Linked DNA regions of Homo sapiens: region 2 is linked to region 1. The links are chromatin contacts, found by Hi-C or POLR2A ChIA-PET in ENCODE. All regions are on one chromosome and are shown on one strand. Each heading gives the region's core, a stretch centred on a gene start or an enhancer-like site at or near the end of the contact. The rest is flanking DNA. Distances are from core to core; before and after follow the strand shown. Region 1 overlaps ARMC2 (armadillo repeat containing 2). Region 2 holds the start of ARMC2-AS1 (ARMC2 antisense RNA 1).

What was found. A loop is a pair of places that touch in the nucleus more often than their neighbours do. ChIA-PET counts read pairs that join two places held with the same protein, here RNA polymerase II (POLR2A). Pooled maps may share reads with other maps.
Region 2: a loop to region 1 is called in a pooled map, with 8 times the contacts of the local background. The contact joins the promoter of ARMC2-AS1 here to the enhancer-like site in region 1. A Hi-C loop is called at or near these places in 1 of 168 maps with a recorded cell type or tissue (posterior vena cava), 1 of 37 single-sample maps with no recorded cell type and 12 of 50 pooled maps. POLR2A ChIA-PET finds 5 or more read pairs at or near these places in 11 of 52 experiments (CD4-positive, alpha-beta T cell, PC-3, T-cell and 6 more).

What each region holds. Positions count from the first base shown.
Region 1 is chr6:108,868,994-108,875,633 of GRCh38, forward strand. It overlaps ARMC2 (armadillo repeat containing 2), which reads left to right. Exons shown (of 18, transcript NM_032131.6): 4 at 1-2. Among named protein-coding and RNA genes, the nearest start is that of ARMC2, 24 kb to the left of the region's middle. RefSeq lists an enhancer at 6,088-6,137. Within about 2 kb of position 3,403, at least 11 of the 41 ENCODE cell types and tissues checked have a DNase peak (open chromatin) inside an H3K27ac peak, as active enhancers do; they include CD4-positive, alpha-beta T cell, where a contact is called at or near this core.
Region 2 is chr6:108,919,766-108,925,938 of GRCh38, forward strand. ARMC2-AS1 (ARMC2 antisense RNA 1) reads right to left here and starts at 4,338. Exons shown (of 3, transcript NR_104137.1): 1 at 4,296-4,338; 2 at 3,210-3,279. The region is part of intron 10 of ARMC2 (armadillo repeat containing 2); the gene reads left to right. RefSeq lists an enhancer at 770-1,680.

The DNA of each region.
Region 1 (6,640 bases), core at 2,153-4,652:
CTGTAAGGCCATGTAACATCCTGTAATCTCTGGGGACAGGCATGCTTCTTGAATTTGCACACAAAAGCTAATTTTATATGATTTTTCCTAACCCTGGATGATTTTTATATTAACTAAGATTAGTTAATATTGGGCAAAAGCTGGCTAAGAAACATTGTTCATATATTTTTCTGGGTGCTTATAAGGAATACCTAAATATTACAGTTGGTAGGAAAAGGAAATTAGGATAAGTGACTGGGCGCGGTGGCTCATGCCTGTAATCCCAGCACTTTGGGAGGCCAAAGCGGCCAGATCACCTGAGATGAGGAGTTCGAGACCAGCCTGGCCAACATGGTAAAACCCTGTCTCTACTAAAAATACAAAACTTAGCTGGGTGTGGTGGCACGTGCCTGTAATCCCAGCTACTCGGGAGGCTGAGGCAGGAGAAGTGCTTGAAACCAGGAGGTGGAGGTTGCAGTGAGCTGAGATCGTGCCACTGCACCCCAGCGTGGGTGACGAGCAAGACTGTCTCAACAAAAAAGAAAAAAAAGAATATTAGGATAAGTATTCCCTAGTGGATGGTTCATGTATATTAGAAATAAATGATTTTTAAATTAGAGTTCAAAAAGTTGTTAATTTTATTAGAAATTAATGAAAATGATAAGATTCTTATAATGCACATTAAGCTTATTTCTTTGAGAATGCCCTTCTGATCCCGTGTGAGCATGTAAGCAAAATTTGAATGGGACTTCTACTGCCTGAGAATTGCTGCCAGGCACCTAAACCTGGGAACAGAGAGGCTAAAGATCACAGCCTGAGGAGTCCCACCAACAATTGGAATCACTCCCCATCCAGGGCATACTAAGGGTTTCTCAAACTGTGGAAAAGGACCCAGAAGTGGGATGACAATCAATTTAGTGGATCACACCAGCATTTTTAAAAAATGAAGTAGAATAGAATATAATAGAAAATGTCAGAATACATGACACACGATAGGGGTAAGTATTGCTTCAAGAGACTTTACTTCGGTCTTCAGTGTGTGTTCAGGGTCATATTACAAACTGATTTCTGACTGTGTGTGGTCAAAAAAAGTGGAAACCACTTTACCAGGAGCTGACAGAACTGGTTCTCCCTCCATCAACAAGATTTGATGAAGAGAGATAGGCTTACAGTCACAGAGAATTGGGGAGAGCCTGGAAGATACATACCAAAGATCACAGCCCCCACCTGAGCATCATACTTGACAGACAAGTATTTTTTTTTAATTCATTTCCAACATTTAAAAGGTAGAAGAATCTCATGGAAGAATCCAGATTTATGACTTCTTGTGAAAAATCAGAAAATCTGGCAACACTGGGTCCCCATTCCATGCAGCCACAATGGGGCATGATCGGAGCTGAGTGGTACCTCCATTCTGTGGCCAGGATATGATCTGCAGTCACCATGTCCCCAGCCTGTGCCATTCACTTGCCTGTGTGGTCCCTGATGTGGCTGAAGAGTTAGAATAAAGGAGAAAAAGAAAGAAAGAGAGAGAGAAAGAGAGAGACAGAAAGAGAAAGGAAGGTAGGAAGGAAGGAAGGAAGAGAGGGAAGGAGAGAGGGAAGGAGGAAAGGAAAGAAAAAAGGAAAGAAGGAAAGAAAAAGAAGAGAGGGAGGGAGGAAGGAAGGAAGAAAAGAGAAGAGAAAAGACAAGACAATGAGGATGTGCAGGGTGTGTACCTCATGCTGTGATGCCATGACCAAGTAGATCATCAGGCAACTTGCTTTACCTTGATGTCCCGATTTGTTTCCTTTCTTACACTGCCAGTCGATCTGATATTTATCAAACTCCTACTAAGTGCCAGGCACCATTCTAGGCCAACAAAGTTCTGTCCTCAGAGAGCTTACAATCTAGTGAGAGGAGATAGACAATGACAGGAGAACAAATAAGTAAGAGAATTTGAGTGCTGATGAATGCTCTGAAGAAGATAAACAAGATAATGGACTCGAGAGTGACTGTGGTGGGGTAATTTGCTTTAGCTCAGGTGGCTCTGAAAGGTATCTTTGAGGAGCTGGCAGCTGAATAGGAAGGTGCCTCATGAGAAGGAGGCAGCCATGTAAAAATCCATGGACCAAGTGTCCACATGGAAGGAAAAGCGAGTGCAATGACCGGGCACGAGAGCAAGTGCTGGTGGTGGAGGACCTGGAGGTCCAGTGGCTGGAAAGTGGCTGATCAAGGGAAGTTGGAGAGAGCTGAGGCCACAGAACTGCCCAGGGCCTCAGAATATGGAAAACACACCCAGCTGTGTTTTACTTGTAGTGAAAAGATAGGGTTTACCAAAGGGAGAGACAATGTGATGTAGGTTTTTTCACCAACAGCAGTTCTCAGCTGTAGCTGCCCATGAGAATCACCTGAGGAGCTTTTCAAACGCTCCCCCCGCAACCCGAGTCCCGTGTCAGCTCAGGTAAATCAGAAAGGGTTGGTAATTGCAGGAACAAAGGGTTTGCCAAGATGAGAGGGGCTGGGACCTGGAGGTGAAGGGCACTTCTTATGAACAGGATGGCAGGATTGGTGCAAGGACTCATACCTTGTTTTTTATTCTGTGTTCTTGCTTGTGAGGTTGAATACTGTGTGTTTCATGTATTTTTAACTTTTGGGAGTGCATGCTAGAAAACCCTGCTGCTTGCTGAGGTACACACTGATGTGAAAGTGACCACAGAGATGAATGCTTTGCCCACCATCCCCCTCCTCAGTGCTTCCCCAGTGGCTTAGCTCCTTCCCCGCTGGGGTACCTGCCTGTTGTCTGCATGCTCTGGGAGGTGCCCTCTGCAGCTGTGATTTCCCAGCACTGAGGCCAGCTTCACACCTCCAAGGTGCACTGAAGCATGTTTTCATCGTGGTTCTTTTATCCACCCTGTTTGCAGTCACCCCTCTTCACCATTCAGGTCATCCCTGAGGTCTGGGCCAGCATTCAGGAAATACTGGCAACAAAAAGTCATTGTTATTTTAAAAGCACATGTCATCCAATTATAAAGTTATAAAAAATATTTGAGCTCTCCAGCCTTGGAATCATTGTCATTTGTATAAGAGCTCCCTGGGTTTCATTTCAGATCTTCTCTATTGTTTAGAAGAGGTAGGCTTTGTGGAGTAACTGAGGCTGCAGAAATGGAGGGCATCCCTTTGTTTGCTGTGAAGTCATTTGTGGCTGATGCTACCCCACAGGCAGGGCCGGGGTGTGGTGGCAGGTTTGGAATTCCTGCTTCAAGACAGTGAAAGAGGAAGAGATTTGTGTAGTCATCTCCAAAAGGCCAGCAGTATAACTGCTTTGCGTTCACACAGGGTTTTTGGCTGGAGGTGGCACTGCTGTGAATGCTTCCCCAGTTATTCAAGCCAGACAAGAGGCCTGAGAGCAGTACCACCTCCTCAGCCATCCCTGTCACACTCTCCGTCACCAAGCCCTACACGTGCTTCCTGACTAGCTCTCGAGTCTGCATTCTCCCTCACCACCGCCATGCTGCCTCCATCCCTCTTGCCTCATCCTGTTTTGCTGCTCTTAAACCACCGTCTGCTCACTGGGGTGCTGTGATGGTCTGCAGGTGGGTGGATGCGAGGCCCTCAGCCAGAGGAACAGCCAGTGGAGCCTGAGGATGCTGAGCTCCCAACACGACATGGCTGTGAGCAGCAGCCTTATCCCTTTATCCCAGGGGACCATGAAAAATGATCATTTTCTGTGTGTTCCATAAAGCACAAGAGGTCGGGAAGCAAATAAAGATCAGATTGCACCACCCTCTTGCTGAAAACCCTTCAGAGGCCCTGTTGTGCCTACAGAAGTGTTTGCCAAACTGAGTTCCAGGGAACTCCAGGGAACACTTTTGGCAAAATGTTAATAGCTTCTCTTTGGAAAAAGGGTTCAGTGCTCAAATAGGTCAGGGAAACACTGCCTACCCCTCATCTTCTTGGAGAGTCTCTGCACATGAGCGTATTAAAGTGTTGGTGGAGAAATCTGTTTAATTTTAATTCAACACAGCATTTCACAAACCTGCTGGACTGTGGGATCTGTCTTTTGGGAACACAATTTGGGAAACACTAGCCTACTGTAGAAGTTGGCAAACTTTTTCTGTAAAGGGCCAGATAGTCAATATTTTAGACCTGGTCCTTATGGTCTCTGCTCAGCCTCCTCCGTTTTGTATTGTAGCATGGAAGCAGCCATCCACCAATTTATGGCCACTGAAACTTGAATTTCATGTAATTTTCACTTGTCACAAAATATTGTTCTTTCTTTGATTTTTTTTCTAACCATTTAAAAATACAAAAACCGTTCTTAGTTTGCAGGCTATACGAAAATGAGATAGGGCAGATTTGGTGGGGTTTGTAGTTTGCTGAGCTCTGGTGGGGGTGGCGGGGGATGACATCCCAGCACCTCCAAGTGCACAGCTGTGTTGTGATCCAGCCCCAGCGTAACATTCCAGGCCCTGCTCACGCCTGTCCTGGGCCTGCCCCCTCACGGTGGGTGCACCGGCAGGGTGGAACCCCTTGTTGTTCACCACACCCACCCTGCTGTTTCAAGCCTCAGGGAGAACCTATGTAATTTGCTGGGCCCAATGCTGAATGGAAATGTGGGGCCCTTTGTTCAAAAATTATTAAGAGTTTCAAGATAGCCACAGCAGAGCCTTAAAACAAGTATAGGCCCTTCTAAAACTGGGGCCCTGCCTGACTGTACTGGCAATACACACTTGAAGCTGGCTTTCACTCCAGACTTTTGTTCTCTTTTCTTCAAGCTGTTTACGTCTTATTAACCATTCAAAATGCTTCTCAGCCCCCACCTCCTCTGTGAAGCTTTCTCTGACCAACTCCCAACCCCTCAAGCTTTCTCCACTCTCTCTGCCCCCTCCTTACCTGGCTGGGGTCACACTGGGCTTCATTTATCTCTTTACACATCTGCCCCCTTTGTCTCCCCTGCTAGATAGAGCAACGTCATTAAGAAAAGTGTTTTTCTCTGTTTGTTGCCCAAGAGCCTATTACAGGGTGTGGTATATAACAGGTATCAAATAAATATTTGTGAACCTGAACTGGTCCTGTGTGGTAAGGCTGCTGGGAGCTGTCTCCTTTTGAAGTTTACCCACGATCCATTACAAAATTCATATAATGTGCTGCAACTGTCTACCGAGAAGATACAGACCATAGTTACACATGCTCAGTTTCATCGAGGACATTCATCAGGAATGAGAGTGAGCCCCCCAGGGCAGCTCTTCGTTGTAGTAATACCTGACAAGCTTACTCCAGTAGATTTGAAGATAGACAGGTATAGCTCCTTGACCTATAGGTATGGTTGGGTTTCCCTTCTAGAAGCTCCATGATGGCTGGGACTTGTTCACCATGGCTTCACCCGTGCAGTAAACAGCACCTGGCACATAGTCGTGGGTGCTTAATAAATATTCAGGGAGTGAATGAATGAGAGAAACGAATGCTAAAAGATAACGGTAGGCTAAAAATACTTTGTAATCGGAAACAGAATGTGTGCTTCATAATTCAGTAGTAAAGTCATTTAAGGTGGTGTGGTGATATGGAGAGAGCCCTAGCCCAGAAGTCAGGATTCTTGGGTTCCAATAATCATGACAATAACTTCTAGGTTTTGAGCGTGCTAGCACCATGTAAGTCACTTTACTAGGCCACATCATTTAAAATCTCACCACATCCCCAAGAGGTGGGGACCATGGAAGGTGGTGTGAATTGAGCATCCACATCACAGAGTGGGTGCCCCGGGGGGCCTGCACTCGAACCCAAGTCTGAGCCAAAGCCTGTGTTCTTCCCACCCTGTGGTCCTGGCTCTCCCTGTGACCTTAGACAGGACATTTAATCTTTGGGTTCTCAATTTTCTCATCTTAAAAAAAAAAAAAAGAAGCCTAGAATCTCTAAGGTTCCTTTCAGTTTTAAAATTTAGCGTTTTGAAAGCAGGGAGTTTGGTCAGAGGGGTAGAATAGGTGGTTTTGTTATTATTAGTTTTTATTGGTTTGTTGGTTTCTTAGTAAGTACAGAAAAGGAAAGGAAACCTTGAGTCATTTTGAAAAATCTTGCAAAACAGTAAGTATTTTTCTACATGCAGCTCATCCCCACCCCCGCACACTGTATTATGGGAGATTTACTCTCTTCCCCTTTAACAAAATGTTTTCTCACAGACTACAGCCTTGTAGCAGCATGGACAATAAGCTATTCCTAATACCAATTTGCTGATAAGGGAAATGTTATATTATTATATGTCTAAGAATCTGCAGTCATGAGCAAAAAGGATATCTTCTTGCAACTCTGTCTTATACCTCTTTAGAGGTATGTTTCAATGCCCTCTCCTTTCCATTGCAGAGTAGTGTGGTCTACTAGGCTGGGCCTCCACAATCCACCCCTCACCCCTCTAATCACCTCTCCTCCTCTTTGCCTCCTTGCACACTGCATTCCTGCTATTCCTTGAGCACCCCAGGCACAGTGGGTGCTGAAGAGTCCCCCACTTCAGCCTACCTTAGAGCCTCCATACCAGCTGGTCTCTGTGCTGAAAATACTGGCCCTGGTGGCTGGATGCCTCACTCCATAAAGGGTTTGTCCTCCCTACCCTGCTGTACCCACCCTATTCCCAATCCCCTTGAGCCTTCCCTACTTTTATACTTTGCTTTTTTTCCATAGCACTTATTAT
Region 2 (6,173 bases), core at 3,088-5,587, 52 kb after region 1:
TCTCATTAATCCTCATTCTTCTACCCTCCTCCCAGAGGGAACCATTTTTCTGATCTCTTTCACCATAGATAAGCTCTGCCTGTTCTAAAACTTTATATAAACGGAATATACAGCATGTACCCTTTTGTGTCTGGCACCTTTTTAAACTTTTATTCTGAACTAAGTATAAATTCACAAGATGTTGCAAAAATAGTACCGAGATGTCCTGTGTACCCATCATCCAGCTCCTCCCAGTGGTGATATCTTACATAACTATTGTACATTATCAATAGGAATTGATATGGATATGCCATAGTTACCTAGAGTACTATATCTGGTTTATTTTGCTTAGCATATTGTTTTTGAGATTAGATGAAGCTATTTTAGGGGTTAGTCTTTGGTATTGATCACTACACTGGCTAATTTTTTATTTTGTTTTGTTTTGTTTTTGTTTTTGTTTTTAGAGATGGAGTCTTGCTCTGTCGCCCAGGCCAGAGTGCAGTGGCATGATCTCAGCTCACTGCAACCTCCACCTCCCGGGTTCAAGCAGTTCTCCTGCCTCAGCCTCCCAAGTAGATGGGATTACAGGCACGTGCCGCCACTTTTTTAATGATGTATTTGTTAATGGGAAGGAGACAGCTATTTTCTACTTATGGGGCTTCCTTCCTATAAAAGAATTGCCAGCAGCATAACTAACCACTCACGTGCCCAGTTGCCACGAGAGAGTAGGCATTTGGGGCCCAGGTTCTTCCTCTTCCCTTCTCTTCCCTTTCCTAGGAAGGAGCTGTCTATAGGCAACTCATGTTCTCCTCCAATTTTCCAGGGACAGCAGATCTGAAGATCTGAGAAGACTCAGAAACCTAAATATGTAATGCCTTGGGTTTTTTACTTGGAAATAAGAGGCTAAGGAGGCTGGGGATGGGGATAAAGTTATCACCGTGGTTGGAGGATGTGGCTGATAGCTGAGGCAGGCATGCTTTCTAATCCTGAGTCCTAGAATTAGATTTACCCACCCAGTCACAGACCATGTCTGTCCCTGGAGGAGCAGAACACCTTTGTTCTGATGGCAGCTCACTTCTAAAAGAGGAAGGGAAGAGAGGGACCAGGTAGGGGCTGGACTGGGAGGGTCTGATTCCTGTCCCAAGCTCACCAATCAGGAAGTGAGGGCGGTGGATGGCCAGGAGTGTTATGCTAAAAGACAGATCAAGGGTGGAAATGAGGCTCCTACTGTGTCTGAGGAGAGCCATTTGCTCTCAATTAGTGCTCTGTCTGCTCAGCCTCCTCTCTTCACTGTAGATCTATTAGTTGTGGCAGTAAGGAAATGTCACTAGCTTTAGCATATAATTGTGAATAGTGGTTTCATTGCTTGGTAGTTCTTAATGCACTATCTTTTTCAGACTCCTTTTTCTTGTTTTGCTGCATTGCCATTCTAGATTGTTTGTATGATATTCAAAATTTCTCCTGTATTGAATACATACATAGCCACAACTAGAAGAATCAGCTACCTACTCATTTTAGTGAAGTAACTGGCATAGAGGCAGTAAATGGAGAAACAACAATAAACAGAGCCAAATGTTAAATAGAGTCTCAAAGTAGGACATTGGAGGTTTAAGGAGGACAGAAGCATTTCCTGCTAAGTCGGACACCCATGGTAGGGATGTGCCAAGTAGGCCTGTGTAGCCAGGCACCGAGTGTTATCAAGGATTATTAATTAATATTACCTTCATATGCATATATCTTAATAAATTCCAAGAAAAGCTTAGACATGCATGTTACCAGTGATTTCACATGTCTAGCAGCATCTTGTCATTGGTTTCTTTTGTCTCAGCCAGAACTGTACAAATCATATATGAGACAATATGAAACTTCTTGGGTTACCACACAGGCTCTGGTTTTGGCATATATGTGGCCTCAATTGGGCACAAGTTCAAAGAAATGAATCTGCCTTTATTAATAGAGGGAGATGGCTTAGCTGAGGTTGGAAAATAGTGGCTTTAGTCATAAATCATTTCACACTGTTTGTGGTCTCTGGCGGCTGCGTTTATTCTTTTACATCATCAGTGGGAAGTCAACAATTTTGCAGTTGGCAGTTAAGTTGAGACAAAGCTCGAGGGATTTCAGTTGTGGATATTCCAGATGATTGCAAAATGCTTTTAGAGACCAGTGCCAAATAGAGTAGGGAGGCAATAGACCAAGAAACTGAGGCCAGGGCACTAGCCTACCTGGGAGCTGATAGACTTCTGAGCTTCAATGAGTCACAAGCTCCTCTGATCTGGGGCAGCTCTGATGGCAGGTTGCCTTCTAGAGCAGAATCTGGTGAGTTCCTTGAGGACAGAGTACTCTGATGGAGGAAGGGCACAGAGGGAAAAGAGAGGGCCGTCCACTCTGGACATGATCAGTGTGTGTGGAGGTTGCCCCACCTCGCACCCACCCACTGCAGTAGAGAACGCAGGAATGAGACCACAGCTGCTGGGCCTGTGTTGTGTCCTCAAGTCCAGTGATCCAAGTCCGGAGGGCCCCCCCACCCTTTTTTTTTTCTTGAGACAGAGTCTCACTGTGTCACTCAGGTTGGAGTGCGGTGGTGCGATCAAAGGCATGGCTCACTGCAGCCTCAGCCTCTGGGGTTCAGGCGATTCTCCTGCCTCAGCCATGAGAGTCGCTGGGATTACAGACCTGAGCCACTGGGCCCAGCCCCATATTTTAAGACAAATATTTCCTGTGTTTGCTAAGGTTTCTCAATTAATTAATAGTTGAAAACACAATTTGAAATTGATAATTAAGTACCTATAGTCAACTTGAAAAAAACAGAAGCTAAAGCTTTTGAGTTCTCATTTTACTGTATTAAAATGTAGTTGTGCATTTATAAATGATCTAATTTCTTCTTAGTACATTTTTTCCCTTTAAAATGGGTCTCCCAATACTGACTACACAATGAAAACTTTGAGGCTTACATAATTCAATGTGAGCTGGGTAGCTTTGCCAAGTCTCCAGGTGTTTTCCCTGACTGAGGGTGGTACCTGTTATGATCAAATAATTTGGGGAACATGGAAAGAAGCTTTCTCAGAAAAGTGAGCACCAGAAAGTTGTCAAGTGTAGCTCAGTCATTTTTCAGTAGTAGATTGGTAACCAGAAGCAAAATGGAATGTTTCTTCCTGGGTATTTACCAAAACCTTAGGTCCCCTTTTGTCCTAAACATCACCTAACAATTGCTAATAAGCAAGGAAACTTACATTTGTATTAGTCCTCTTTGTGGATTATCAGTGTCATTTTCTTCTCTTTTTTCTTCTTCCTATGGGCTGCCTTCAGGATTGCAAGTCCCACAGGATTGCAAGTTAAGAGATGGGGGAAAAGATAGGAATTAAAACTTGTGTTTTTCAGTGTGCTATTTCTTGGTGAAATGCTACTTAAGAGGTTGAGAATTTCTCTACTAAGTCCTTTAGAGACTAAACAAGACTTTTTTTAAGTAAGGGATTTGAGGTGGTTTGAAAGATTATATACAATAAAAAAGAAAAATGTGTGTTTAAGTTTGTGCATTTATAGATAATATAAATTAGAATAGAAAGTTAAGAAAGAAATGGATGCACACCTCCAAGCATGAAGCTTGGGCTTTGGTTAACTCCTGCTTTGGGGGAGGGCCCAGTGGGTGGGCTTTTCTTGAGGGTGGGAAATAAAGACCCTGCTGTAGAGCACAGAACTCATTGATAATTTTCACAGATTTATCTCTGTTCAACTGAGAGTTCTTGTTTTCTTTTTTTTAATTTTCACTTGTATATAATGAATTCAAAAGTAGGAGCAAAATTCAGTTAAATGGGTTGACTTGGAACTTGCCTTTACTGTGACCACATGATTTAGCTAGACTCTCCTCCCCACACCCTTTTTTTTTTTTTTTTCCTGCATTTTTTCCAGAAAAGGCCACTGGTCTGAGCATTCAGGGCCCCACCATCATCCCACAGTGAGATTGGTGGCTCTCAGAGGTTGGTGACAAGTCTCTCAAGATACAGGGCCTTCAGAGCTGCATCTGCGTGGTGGCCTTTTCCTGATCCTTCTCCCTCAGGGTTTTAGGCCCTGGTTCACCCAGGCCTCTGCTAAGCTCCCGCACTTTCTTGCCAGAGGTGTCTTAAAGGGAAAAACCTCTCTTTTGTCGCTCCTGTCCCTTCTTTCTTTCTTCCCCCTCCTCATTCCCCTCCTCCTTCCCCTTCTCATTCACTCTTCCAGCCCTCCAGTAGCTGAACATTTAAGAGCTTTTTATGAGCACATTTGTTGTCCTCTGAATAGAAAGAGGAATAAGAAGTGGTTTGTACCCTAGAGGAGCTCACCATGGGAGAGAAGATGCCTGAAGACAAGTGACAATGCTTCTGTGATGGGGGTTGTAGAGGCAGGAACAGGATGCTTTGGTAACACGGAAGAGGAAGGAGAGGAAGTGACTGATCAGCCTCGGAAAGGACTTCACAGAGAAGTTATCTTGAGCTGGGTTTTGAAAAATGAGCAGGAGGCCGGGCGCGGTGGATCATGTCTGTGATCCCAGCACTTTGGGAGGCCGAGGCGGGCGGATCACTTGAGGTCAGGAGTTCAAGACCAGCCTGGCCAACATGGCAAAACCCTGTCTCTACTAAAAATACAAAAATTAGCAGGGTGTGGTGGTGCTTGCCTGTAATCCCAGCTACTCGGGAGGCTGAGGCAGGAGAATCGCTTGAACCCAGGAGGCGGAGGTTGCAGTGAGCCGAGATCGAGACTCTGTCTCGAAAAAGAAAAAAGAAAAAAATGAGCAGGAGATGGCCCGGGGGAGAAGGGGTGGCAAAGTGTAATCGAGGGCACTCTGGGCGGAGGAAGCCGCCTATTCAAAGGCATGGCGTCATGAAGGGTTGAGGACCTCATGTGGTGCAGAGTCTGAAAGATGGCCAGGGTGGTGCCGAGGCAAAGGAGATGAGTTTGGAGGGATAAACCACACTTCAGAGACTGAGGAACCTTTAGGCTATGGGTGCTACTGGCTGGGCCGGAAGTCGCAGGAGGCCTTTGAGCAGGGAAGGCGGAGCTTTGAGATGCCCCCTCTGGCAGCAGTGAGCAGCTATGGGGGCAAACTGTGGAAGGAGCCCATCCAGGGGGCTGTAGAGTTTGGGTAAGAGATGAAGTGAGCTTAAACTGAACCAGTGACGCTGGTGATGGAGAGAAGGGGTGAACGTGTGACCAGTCAGGTGGGGAAAGGGGTGGGGCCCGGGAGTTTAGGAGCTTGGGAAGGAGCTGCTGTCAGAAATGAGATAGGCTAGAGAACAAATACACAGAGGCTGGTCCCCTTCCAGAGAGTTCATTTTTCTTTCATCCGTTATTTTTTATTCTGTGATGGATGGGGGTTATAGAGGCAGGAACAGGATGCTTTGTTAACACGGAAGAGGAAGCGACTGATCGGCCTCTGAAAGGTCTTAAACATAGACAAGTTAGCCTGAGCTGGGTAACTACAGAGTCCATTTTTCTTTCATCCATTATTTTTTACTCCTCTGCTTTCAAAAAAAATCTTAAAATCTGTCTACCTCAGAGATATTGTCTGCTTAGCCCATGGTGTTCTGATATCCCAGTCTTTCCTTTGTAGATGTCCACCCCTTCATTCATTCCATTAATAAATGCCTATTGAGCGCCCACCATGTACCAGGCACTGGACTTGGAGCTGGATGTACAATGGTGAAAAGGATGAACAAGGTTTATGCCTTCACTGAAGCGTCTAGTCTGGAGGAGTAGACAGATAGTAAACCATAATATTAAATAACCTAGCATTAAGTAGAGTTTATGGGGGCATATATGGTATGAGATGAAGCTTGACGGGTTGAGAAGGAACAGATCTGTTGAGCCTTGTAGACCATGGTCAGGGAACTGAATATTATCCTGGGAGCTATGGACAAAAAGCCAATATGGCTTGGAGTAACAGAAAGCAGAAAGGCAGGATTCTGGGATATCTCTGCTTGAGCAACTAGGTTGATGGTGTCATCTATTGAGCTATTGCTGTGTATTTTTCAAATGTATGGTATATGTTTCATGCATGTTATTTCTACCAGCACCACAAATGACAAATTTGGAAATACGTGAGGTATTGTATATTACTCAACTGTGTGTATCACGTGCAGTAAATGGGTAGGAATTTCAATCAAATGACATGTCACATATAAATGTGGGCTTTCTCTCCTGACTTGGGTTATTTATGAAAG